Regions from separate parts of the Homo sapiens genome. Here region 2 is linked to region 1. A link is a contact called in ENCODE Hi-C or POLR2A ChIA-PET data. All regions are on one chromosome and are shown on one strand. Each heading gives the region's core, a stretch centred on a gene start or an enhancer-like site at or near the end of the contact. The rest is flanking DNA. Distances are from core to core; before and after follow the strand shown.

Region 1 (5,642 bases), core at 2,397-4,896:
TAAGTTGCAATCCCAGCACTTTGGGAGGCCAAGGAGGGCAGATCACAAGGTCAGGAGTTCAAGACCAGCCTGGCCAACATAGTGAAACCCCATCTCTACTAAAAATACAAAAAATAAATTAGCCTGGCATGGTGGTGGGAGCCTGTAGTTCCAGCTACTTGGGAGGCTGAGGCAGGAGAATTGCTTGAACCTGAGAGGCAGAGGTTGCAGTGCGCTGAGATCGTGCCACTGCACTCCAGCCTGGGTGACAGAGTGAGACTCCATCTCAAAAAAAAAAAAAAAAAAAGTTTAAGCCTGCCTTTGGGGCCTTTTTCAGCTCAATAGGAGGCTGAACTCCTGAACTCCCTCTGCAGCTCTGTGTATGGCAGTCCTGGGGGCTTGTAGGAACCCTGAATGGAGGCTTCATCTGCCATCAGGAGTGTACACCCTTACACACACAAGCACACATATGCACACACACAAAGCCAGATGGAGGGAAACAGAGGAACAGGGCAGAGGAGCTGCAGAACACTAGCAGCTGAGCCCCCAAGGTATATTTGAGTCTCCTGTTTACCCGTAGAGCTGGGCACTATGGAGGGCTCCAGCAGAATGTGAGGTGGGGGTGGGAATGGAGAGGAATGTGTCCTAGGCTGCAGCTGGAGTGAACTGGCCGTCACCCCAACTTCACTGTCCCGGGCCATGTTCCGGGACTCCCCCTCCTGGGAGCCCTCCAGAAACCCTGCTGGGCTGAATTGGCTCTCTGTCTAGGACCAGGGCATTCATCCACGAATTGAGATGCTGGAGCTGAGTCAGAGGATGGGCAAACTTCAAGGACGTGAGGGAGAGCACGCTGGAGCTGTCCACGCCTCCCACCCCACCCAGTCCACAGCAGCAGCCCAGCCACATCCCAGGCTGCCCTGGCAGACCCTCCATGCAGAGCCCTGACCACACAGGTTCCTGGGTGGCCCACCCTGCCCCCACAGCCAGGTGGCCACTGGGACAGAGGCAGGACCCTAGACCTGACTGAGGAGGAGCTGGTGCAGGGTGAAATGGGGGTGGAGGGGCAGTATTTGAGCCCCCAGCATTTAAAAATCCGTTATTAGTGTTTAAAACATTTAAAAGATGCATCTAAGAAAATAGAGAATTAATTTTGGGATCATCTGTTGTGCTGATTTTTCCAGATCATTTATTCATTTATCTAACAAAATATTGAACTGAAAGCCTATTATGCAGGGCTCTGTATTAGGCACTTGGACTCTCTATACAAAGATGTATAAAATAGTCTCCACTTCCATGATGTTTACAGCCCAATTAAGGAGATAGATCAGTAACAACTCACAATAATAACAGAAAGAAGGGGCCCTGTGCAGTGGTTCACGCCTGTAATCCCAGCACTTTCAGGAGGCTGAGGCGGGTGGATCACATGAGGTCAGGAATTCAAGACTAGCCCGACCAAAACGGTGAAACCCCATCTCTACTAAAAATTCAAAGATTAGTCAGGCGTAGTGGTGGGTACCTGTAATCCCAGCTACTTGGGAGGCTGAAGCAGGAGAATTACCTGAACCTGGGAGGTGGAGGTTGCAGTGAGCTGAGATCGAGCCACTGCACTCCAGCCTGGGCAACAGAGGGAGATTACATCTCAATAATAATAATAACAGAAAGAAGGAAATCAGTGCTAACAAAAGGTTATAAGCACTAGCAACACGGGCCCAGAGTGAGGGGTTCATTCTAGCTGGAGGGGTTTAGGGAAGGCTTCCTGGGAGGGAAAGGGAAGGAGGGGCAGCACTTATCTGAGCTTGAAAGCTAAGTGTACCTGGTGAGAGGAATGGCATAAGCAAAGACTGTGTGGGCTCAGCAGCTGGACCTCTGGGGACGGTGCCTTGGAGCCTGGCTGATGAACGGGGTAGGCCAGGTCTTGGAACACCTGCCCATTCACCCCAGAACAAGAAGACCAGCTTCAGAAACCACGTGACCCCACCTCCTAGCTCTCAGTTGATTAGGTCAGCCTGGGTACCTCTGTTTTCCTTTGCGGCCAGGCAAGAACATTCGGCCCAAAGGAATATTGGCACTAATTGGATCAATAGATCCTTCCCCTGGGGGATTGTAAGTGGAGACATAGAAAAAGACAGGTAGCTGGCTGGTGTTGAGAGTAGAAGGAAAAAAGCAAAGAGAGCAGCAGAGGGCTGTGTGTCCTTCTGTGAGAGTAGAGCACAGAGCTGAGGAGGTAACAGGGTGGCCCTACCTCTGAGCCCCTCATCTGTACCCCAGTCTCCACAAGCCCTGACCCTGCTCTTCTCCTTGCTCTTTCTTGGTGGCGCTTCCTGGCCTTTGCCTAGCCACAGTGTTGACTAGGTCTAGCCACACGGTTGACTTCCCTGTGCATCCTCACCTGGCCTCCCCAACTCACTGCAGAAAGCAACTTGGTCTTTACAGTTAGCTCCATAAGGAACCAACGCCTTGAAGGGCAGGCTGGGAGCTGGAGTTCTAGTTCATGGCTAGTGGGATACTTAGAAAATTTCTGAGCCGTTTAGGAATGTCTCTGGCAGCAGAATGGAGAAGGGGATAGAGCAGAGCCAGCCTGGGGTTAGGACAGTGGTCAGGAGGAGCTCCCGGGCCCCAGAGGAGAGGATCTGAAGGGGAATTGGGACAGCAGCTGTGGGGTGTGTCACATAAGAGGAAACCAAATAGCCAATCAACAGGTGAAAAGGTGCTTCACAGGCCCAGTTCTAATATCTGTGAGGCTCAGAGCCCCTAAGTCTAGTGATAGCCCAATTCACATCTTAATATTTCAAAATTATTGAGTTAACAATCATTAAGTAAAGTACATTCTATCCTTCTAATTTTGCAAATACACATTCATTATGACCTGGAAGGCCAGGTTGAAATTCAGAACATTCGGTTCCTGGGAGTTCCATGCCTGAATGTGGTGGTTCAGGAAAAGCAGGTCCCCAGCCCCCAGCCTCCATCCCACCCGCCTTTACTTCCTGTCCCCAGCAACATCCTGTCCTGCAGAGGACCTCACACTCATGCCAGGGGACACTCCAGCTTACATGTCCAAGCTCCACCCTCCCCCCAGCAAACTACTGCCCCATGGCTGCTCTCCAAACTGGAGATGATGGGGATGCTTGTTACCACTTACCCTAAGAAACAGGCCTGGGGGAGCAGCCCATGCAACCTGGTTTGGGAACATCTGGGCAAGGAATTCCAGAGTCCTGAGCACCAGCTTCATCCCTGACTAACTGGATAACTCAACCTCCATGAGCCTCAGTTTGGTCACCTCTAAAGACTCCATAAAATGTCCTCTACTAGGTTACAATATTATGAGGTAAAAACATTACATAACTCTAAGTCCAGATGTTAGCCCAGTGCATTTAACTGGGCTGCGTGCTAACCTGACAGCTTGACCCAGGCTGCGGGATGTCACCAGGTATAGGGGTCAAGCTGAGACAGGGCTGGGCTCCAGTGGAACCCTCCTGCTGCCCTGCTGGGGAAGGGGAGGAAGTGGCTAACCAGCACCAGCCACAGCCCCAGGGCCAGGTGAGCAGGAGCCTTGACTCTGTCCCCTGGGCCTCCTCTGGCCTCAGAGCGATCCCTGCCTTGGCGGGGAGGCCTGCCTGGGCACTCGGAGCTCTGGCACCACCCTGAGTTGGGTAACAGTATTCCTGCCTCGCAGCTGTGTCTGCCCACTGGGCTGGCTTGCAGCTTGGGGAGGCTGGTGTGTGTGCCAGAAACAGGGAGACCTATTTTTGCCCCAGCCACAGGCCCATGGCCAGAAAAAAAGTTAAATAAAGATGATTTTGTTTTTTCTTGGTGTATAGAGTGCAACTCACTTACTTTTTAACAGACAAGATCAAAGGATCTCTTCAGTAAGAATAATGAATCGTAAATGAATGCAGGTCTACAATGAGACCAGCAAAATGGGGAACTAGAAGGGAGGAAAAGGGGAGGGAGAGAGAGTGAGGGAGAGCTGGAGGGAGAAAGACAGGTGGATAGAGACAGGAAAAACTGGAGTGAGAAAGAAAATCCAGTATCAATAAGCATCAATACCCTGAAGGGGTGATGAGAAAGAGAGAGACAGATACCAAGAGAGACAGACGGATGGAAAAAGAACAAAGACTCAGTGGGGTTTTCGGACTGCAGCAAAGGAGGTGGTGAGATGACGCATATTCGGATGTGACTTCATCCTGGTTAACCATTATTCAAGCTCTTCAATTGTTGCACTCTACGAACCCACAGGGAGTCCATTCTCAGTGAACTAACACAAGCAGGCCATAGCAGAGGAAGCTATTCCATTACCACAAGTGCTGTCTCAAGCCAAGGGGGCACATTTACCTGGAACATCCCTGTCATGTCCTTGAATGAGGGCAGGGGAAGGGTTAACCTGCAGCAGACTCTGGTAGACAGCTTCCATCCCACCTAGTGGTGAGGATAATCAGAGAAGGAAAGAAATCTCCTTCCATATAGCTTTTCAGAACAGCAGGGTCCCAGCTCCAGCCAGGGAAGGCTGCGCACCCGGGCCCAGTGAACTTGAACCAATTGTTTCACAAGATGAGATCTGACAAGCACCAGGGAGACAGCCCTACCCCAAAATATCTTTCCCACTGCCTGTCAGGACTTTGGCCTCCATTGCAAGGTAACAACCTCAGTCAGGGTAGGAGTCAGGAAGCCCAGCGGGGAGTCCCCAGCAGAGCTTTCCATGCCCGGATTCCCCATCTTAAGTGGGGATAACATTCCTTTCCTGCTCATTTCCCAGGGCGGTTATGAGAACCAGTTTGTCAATGGATATGCAAGATCATGGCTTGAGTTTGAATCCTGGCTCTGGTATAACTGGCTGGGTGGTGATTCTCGTCCTATGTTCTGCCACCTATAATAAGAAAAAAACAAGGTTGTTGTGATAATGAAGAAAAGTAATGTTTGTAATGATCTGGTACCAGCTGGTGGCCATAGAAATTACTTAGGTATTGGCCAGGCATGGTGGCTAACACTTGTAATCCCAGCACTTTGGGAGGCCTAGGCAGGAGGATCACTTGAGCCCAGGAGTTTGAGACCAGCCTGGGAAACATGATGAGACCCTGTCTCTATTAAAAAAAAAAAAAAAAGCCAGGTGTGGTGGCACACCTGTAGTTCCGCCTATTCTGGAGGCTGAGGTGCAAGGATTGCCTGAGCCCGGGAGGTCAAGGCTGCAGTGAGCTGTGATCATAGCACTGCACTCTAACTTGAGTAAAAGAGTGAGGTTCAAAAAAAATTACTTAGGTACTTTCCCTAAAAGTAAATCTATTTAGCTAAAATTATTGGTATTTCTGTGTATAGAGAACCATCTCACCCTCTGGACCCAAATGCATCTATTCTGGAGGGAAGCACACACCTAACCTGTCATTAACATCTTTTTCAAACATTTTCCAATAGGATAGGTAGCTGAGAGCAAGTTTCTGATGGTCTGCTATCTCACAGCAGAGGTAAGACTTGATAAAGAAAGAGGGGTGAGAAATTGCTCCACAGTTGGGGCACTGCCTGGGTTCCACCCAGCAATCAATCAATTCTCTGCCTGGTAAATTCTCACATGTTCTTGAAGACTCGATCCAGGTGTCACTTGTCAGTGATGCCTTCTCTAGTCAGACATTTTGACTCCTGTGAGTCCCACCAGTCTTTGTCTATAACCATTA
Region 2 (5,358 bases), core at 1,643-4,142, 1.1 Mb before region 1:
CATGCATCGAGCTTCCTAGGAAGCACAGCCTCCACGGGTAGGAGTCGGGGGCCCAACCCTGGTAAAAATCCAGTGGAAAGCCACAGGAGGAACAAGCACCTGGGTTGGGTTTTTCACCTTGCAAAGGAATATACAAAATGTTCCCCCTTGTGTGTGTTTATAAATGAAAACTGAGGATCATGATAAACTACATTCAGTAAAGAACAAGACACGTGATTTCAAAATCTGTACCAAACTTCATCTCCTTTCTTCTAAGAGATTATTTGTATAAATTATAGATCATAGCATAGAATGGTACTTTGGTAACCATCTGGTGTTCATGTTTTGAACTTGCCAGATGATTAGAATCCACCAGGATGCTAGGTTTAAAGATACAGATTCCAGCTCCCTGTCCCCACCCCTGATTTAGGGAAGGGGCCTGTGACTTTGTATATTTAACAAACACTCAAGGTTATTCTGTTACAGGAAAGTCTGGGAGACACAGATAGGTTTCAAAATGAGGAAATAGAGGCCCAGATAGAGGGAATGTCTTGCTCAAGGTGGAACTGGTCAGTCAGGCAGAACTGGGAATAACATCTAGATTTCCCAACTCTGTTAGGCCAATGAAAGTTTTTTGCACAGCACAAAGATCACTTATGAAATTTAAGTTCAAGATACAACAAGACACAAAACATAAAAGCAGATGCCAGGCCAGACATCTATTAGGAGCACCAGATGTACCTGGGACGAACTGGTTACTGTGACTGATCACTAAACTCAGCAACCAAGGGCTCTGGCAGCCAAGTCTGCAGCAGAAATGGGTTGGGTTATTCCATTCCATTCATGGGGTCCAATAAAGTGATGCATAATAATTTCATTTGATAAGAAAAGTTTTTTCCTTTAACAAATTTTAAAATCTTCCAAACCCTCAGCTTCCTATTATGATAATTACAAGAGAATACGAAAAATAAGGATGGAAAAAAAATGGTAAAAGGAGAGATCTATCCTGTCCCAGTGAGAATGATTTCTTCAGTATAATTTATCTCCTGTGGGTAGTCTGGAGTCTCCACCCTCTCATAGGCCCTCAATGACTATGTGTTTGAAGGGCCTTCAGGATAGACTTCTTGAAAACAGATCTTTCTCTGATAGTGCCTAACATTCTTCACAGTGTGGGCCATGAGGCCTGAAAAGGACAAGCACGGTGAGACCCATGGCGAGTTGTAGGACCCTCTGGGCCTTTGTGGCCCACCTGGGAAGGGGAATGTATTAGTCTGTTCTCATGCTGCTAATAAAGACATGCCCATACTGGGTAATTTATAAAAAAAAGAAGTTTAATAGACTCATAGTTCCACATGGCTGGAGGCCTCACAATCATGGAGGAAGGCGAGGAGCAAAGGCACGTCTTACATGGCAGCAGGCAAGAGGGAATGAGAGCCAAGCGAAAACGGTTTCCCCTTATAAAACCATCAGATCTCATGAGACTTATTCACTACCATGAGAGCAATATGGGGGAAACTGCCCCCATGATTCAATTATCTCCCACCGGGTCCCTCCCACAACACGTGGGAATTATGGAAGCTACAATTCAAGATGAGATTTGGGTAGGGACACAGCCAAACCATATCAGGGAATAATAAAGCCATAACCTCCTGAAGGGGGTGGGTGTGATGCCCTCCTGAGCCCCTGCAGCTAGAGCATCTGTGACGCACTGCCCAGCTAGTCTGGGCAGGAGCAATGTGTTGGAGTTTGTGCACATGTGTGTGTGCTGGGCGTGCGATGAGCACCCTGCCACACATGTGGGAGCTCAGATGCCACACTCTTCCAGAGCTGTGCCACAGTTTGACTGATCTGTGACTGCAACCGCTCCAGCAAAGCTGGACTCTTGGGGAAAGAATTTTCTCTTCCCAAGCTTGCTGTGTGGGCCCGTGGGGAGACACACAATTGCCTTTGTCATTTGTTCTTCCTGTGTGGGGACAAAAGCCCTTTCACTTGCTGTGGAATGTACAAGAAGTTCTGTGCCGAAGGGCTGCCAGGCGCTGGCCTGGAATCCGACAAACAAGGAGGAGTTGGGGAGATGGCCGTTTCAGCCTGAGGCCCCCCACCTCCTGGTCCTGCCATGCATCTGTGTGGTCGGGGACTGCCAAGAGGGTCCCCACCGTCTGCTTCTTCACCACTGTGTGCACCTGCATCACTGCCACAACCCTGTCTTAATCATGGCCTGAGACACTGCAGCCTGCCACAGGCGGGCACTGTGCCAGGCATGGGTTTTGTCAACTCATTCAACCCTCCCAACGAATGCTGTTATTCCCACTTTGCAGCAGAGGGAACTGACCTTCAGAAGGGAGGGTCTGGGAGGACAGTGCTGAGACTGAAACAGAGGGGCTGGGACATGGTAGGAGGAACAGGACACCACAACCCCTCACCCTGCACTCACAGCTCTAGGGCAGAATGGAGCCTCAACCCTGGGTGTTTATGCTGTGAGCTGAAGTTTAAGCAAAACAAAAATAGAGAACTTAGGTGGGGTTGGGGTGGGGGTAGAACCCGCCAACACGAAACGTCATCGTGGTACAAGTGGCCTTTTCTCATTGCTATTTACATCCCCGGGTGTTTCTATCAGCCCAGAGCCAGAGACTCACCACAGAGCAACCTGTTGCCAGAATGCTGTGGGGGCTGCGCTATTTTAGGAGCAAAGTTTTCCCAGGTGGCTATATTGTCTGCATTTTTCTCACCAGGGTAGGACAATTCATAGAGCCACTAAAGCCAACCACAGTGTTGAACTCTGCTCTAATTTTAAAATGTAAATGAGCAAGCACCAATGGGAAGTGGCCAGGAGCAGACCAGGGCAATCAGCTCCCAGGGGAGCCCCAAGCGTCAACTCCCAGGTAGGGGGTAAGGGTGAGGCCTGCTGGGTGGGGAGTGGACTAATACAGAGGGCTGGGAAAGAAATGTGTGTGTCTAAAAGCAATTTGCATTAGGCCTTTCAGAGCCCAAGTCTGTGGGTTGGCTTGCACAATCTTGCAATCTTACAAGCAAGAGAGGAAGAAAGGAGAGAGGGGAGCCAGGGGAGAAGGGTGTGGGGATCAGACAGGCTTTTGTATGTGATCTTGTTTAAGCAAGACTCTTATCAAAGAGTAATCCTAAACTTTGCGCTTTCTTATCACCCAGCTCCCTGGGGAATGGGTAGGTGACTTTTGAGTTCCACAAGGGAGGATTAATTGCCTGTTAGAGATCAGAGCTCCAAGTAAGCAGATAAGGTTGATAGAGGTGGGTGGGGTGTGGTGGTTTACTTATGTCCCGTGGAGATGTTCTTTGCTCTTATTATCTAGATTCACGTTTTCTGTGCACAAGCCGAACACTGAGGGCTGAGGAGAAAGCTGCCGTCTAGTGAACAGAGCAGCATTGGAGGGTGTGCCTGCTCTGTGCCCCATGCTGCAGATGCTGAGCAGGGGTTGGGATATCAAAGAATGAAGGAATGAGCCATGCTGCACTGTTCAAGAAGGTCCAGTTCTGTGGTGGTTGTGTGAATACAGGACATTCTTTTCTTTCTTTTTTCTTTTTTTTAGACTGGGTCTCATTCTGTCACCCAGGCTAGAGCGCAGTGGCAAGATCCTCAGGCTTCCATAACAACTGTGAAAGTACTGACTGAGTAGTTAAGTTAAATATTAAAAGCTGAAAGGGCCAGTGCCCTTATACAAAGACTGGAATGTAACAAAAGCCCACCAAGAGTTTTGCCTAGGCCTTTCCTGGGCCTTAAAGCGTGACAAAATAATGGAGGAATTCTTAACAGGATCCATTTAGGATTAAACAAATTTTATTGGGGGTCTGAAGAGACTCCCCAGGCCTCCACAGACAAGTTTATTGGGGTCCTGAAGGAACTCCCCAAACGTCTGTGATTTAGCAGGAGACAAGAGTAATCAGCTGGGCACAGTGGCTCATGCCTGTAATCCCAGCACTTTGGGAGGCTGAGGCGGGTGGATCATCTGGGTGGATCACCTGAGGTCAGGAGTTTGAGACCAGCCTGGCCAACATGGTGAAACCCCGTCTCTACTAAAAATACAAAAACTAACTGGGCGTGCTGGTGCACACCTGTAGTCCCAGCTACTCGGCAGGCTGAGGTGGGAGGATCACCTAAGCCTGGAAGGTCAAGACTGCAGTGAGCTGTGATCGTGCCACTGCACTCCAACCTGAGTGACAGCAAGACACGGTCTCCAAAAATAAAAAATGAAAAAAAAAATTTAAAAAGTTTAGTGAGGAAAGAGTGTAACAATTGTTGTGTATCAGTTCTCCACATGTCTCCAAAATTTGGCTCCAGAATTCTGACTTTCAGTTGAGGCTAGAAGGTGGCAGGATAAGCCGGGCATGGTGGCTCACACCTGTAATCCCAGCACTTTGGGAGGCCGAGGTGGGTGGATCATGAGGTCACGAGTTCGAGACCAGCCCGGCCAAGATGGTGAAACACCGTCTCTACTAAAAACACAAAAATTAGCTCGGCATGGTGGCATGTGCCTGTAATCTCAGCTACTCAGGAGGCTGAGGCAGGAGAATCGCTTGAACCCGGGAGGCGGAGGTTGCAGTGAGCCGAGATCGTGCCATTGCACTCCAGCCTGGGTGACAGAGCGAGACTCCATCTCAAAAAAAAAAAAAAAAAAAAAAAAAGAGAAGGTGGCAGGGTATAGCCTTATGTCCTTGTGGGGTCACTTTGAGGGATTGAGGGAGGAAGTCTTTGCCCATGAGAGTAAAGGGAGAAGCTTCCGGGAGAAGCTCATGAGTCAGGAGCTGGTGGAGGGGCTGGGATCCACAGGCCTCTGAAAAACACCTTGTACACGAAGGAAATATATCAAGCTGTTTTAAAAGATTATCTCAATTTCGTAATTATGGATTATTTTATTTTCTTCCTGTGCTTTTCAGGATTTTCTTAATCTTCTACAGTGAAAAATAACCAGAAGAAACTTTTTTTTTTTTTTTTTTTTAAGAAAAGAGCAGCACTTTTTGGAGTAAGAGGAAAGCAGTACTGAGTTCACAACTGCTACTAGAAGGAAGCTGGTCAGGGAGGGGACTCAGACAAGGTGCTGCAAGTCCCAGTCTTAATGTAAAGCAAATCTTAATGGAGAGAGGTTCTCTTTGTGGAGGCCAGGGAAGCTCCATCAAGCAGCCTGTGTAGGCAGTCCTGACTGTTGAATACTGATGTAGTGTGGAAATTAAGAGGATTCAGGAGTCATACAGAACTGGGTTCAAATTCTCACTGTACGGCCGGGCGTGGTGGCTCATGCCTGTAATCCAAGCACTTTGGGAGGTCCTGGTGGGCAGATCACTTGAGGTCAGGAGTTCAAAACCAGCCTGGCCAACATGGTAAAACACCGTCTCTACTAAAAATACAAA

What was found. A loop is a pair of places that touch in the nucleus more often than their neighbours do. ChIA-PET counts read pairs that join two places held with the same protein, here RNA polymerase II (POLR2A). Pooled maps may share reads with other maps.
Region 2: a pooled map shows a loop between it and region 1 (6-fold over the local background). The contact joins two enhancer-like sites. A Hi-C loop is called at or near these places in 2 of 37 single-sample maps with no recorded cell type and 2 of 50 pooled maps. POLR2A ChIA-PET finds 5 or more read pairs at or near these places in 1 of 52 experiments (GM12878).

The regions. Positions count from the first base shown.
Region 1 is chr2:46,228,240-46,233,881 of GRCh38, reverse strand. No RefSeq gene overlaps it. Among named protein-coding and RNA genes, the nearest start is that of EPAS1, 66 kb to the left of the region's middle. RefSeq lists enhancers at 3,333-3,422, 3,998-4,982. Within about 2 kb of position 3,646, at least 12 of the 41 ENCODE cell types and tissues checked have a DNase peak (open chromatin) inside an H3K27ac peak, as active enhancers do.
Region 2 is chr2:47,307,870-47,313,227 of GRCh38, reverse strand. All of the region lies in intron 3 of EPCAM-DT (EPCAM divergent transcript), which reads left to right. Among named protein-coding and RNA genes, the nearest start is that of BCYRN1, 25 kb to the left of the region's middle. RefSeq lists enhancers at 2,107-2,176, 3,437-3,626. Within about 2 kb of position 2,892, at least 26 of the 41 ENCODE cell types and tissues checked have a DNase peak (open chromatin) inside an H3K27ac peak, as active enhancers do.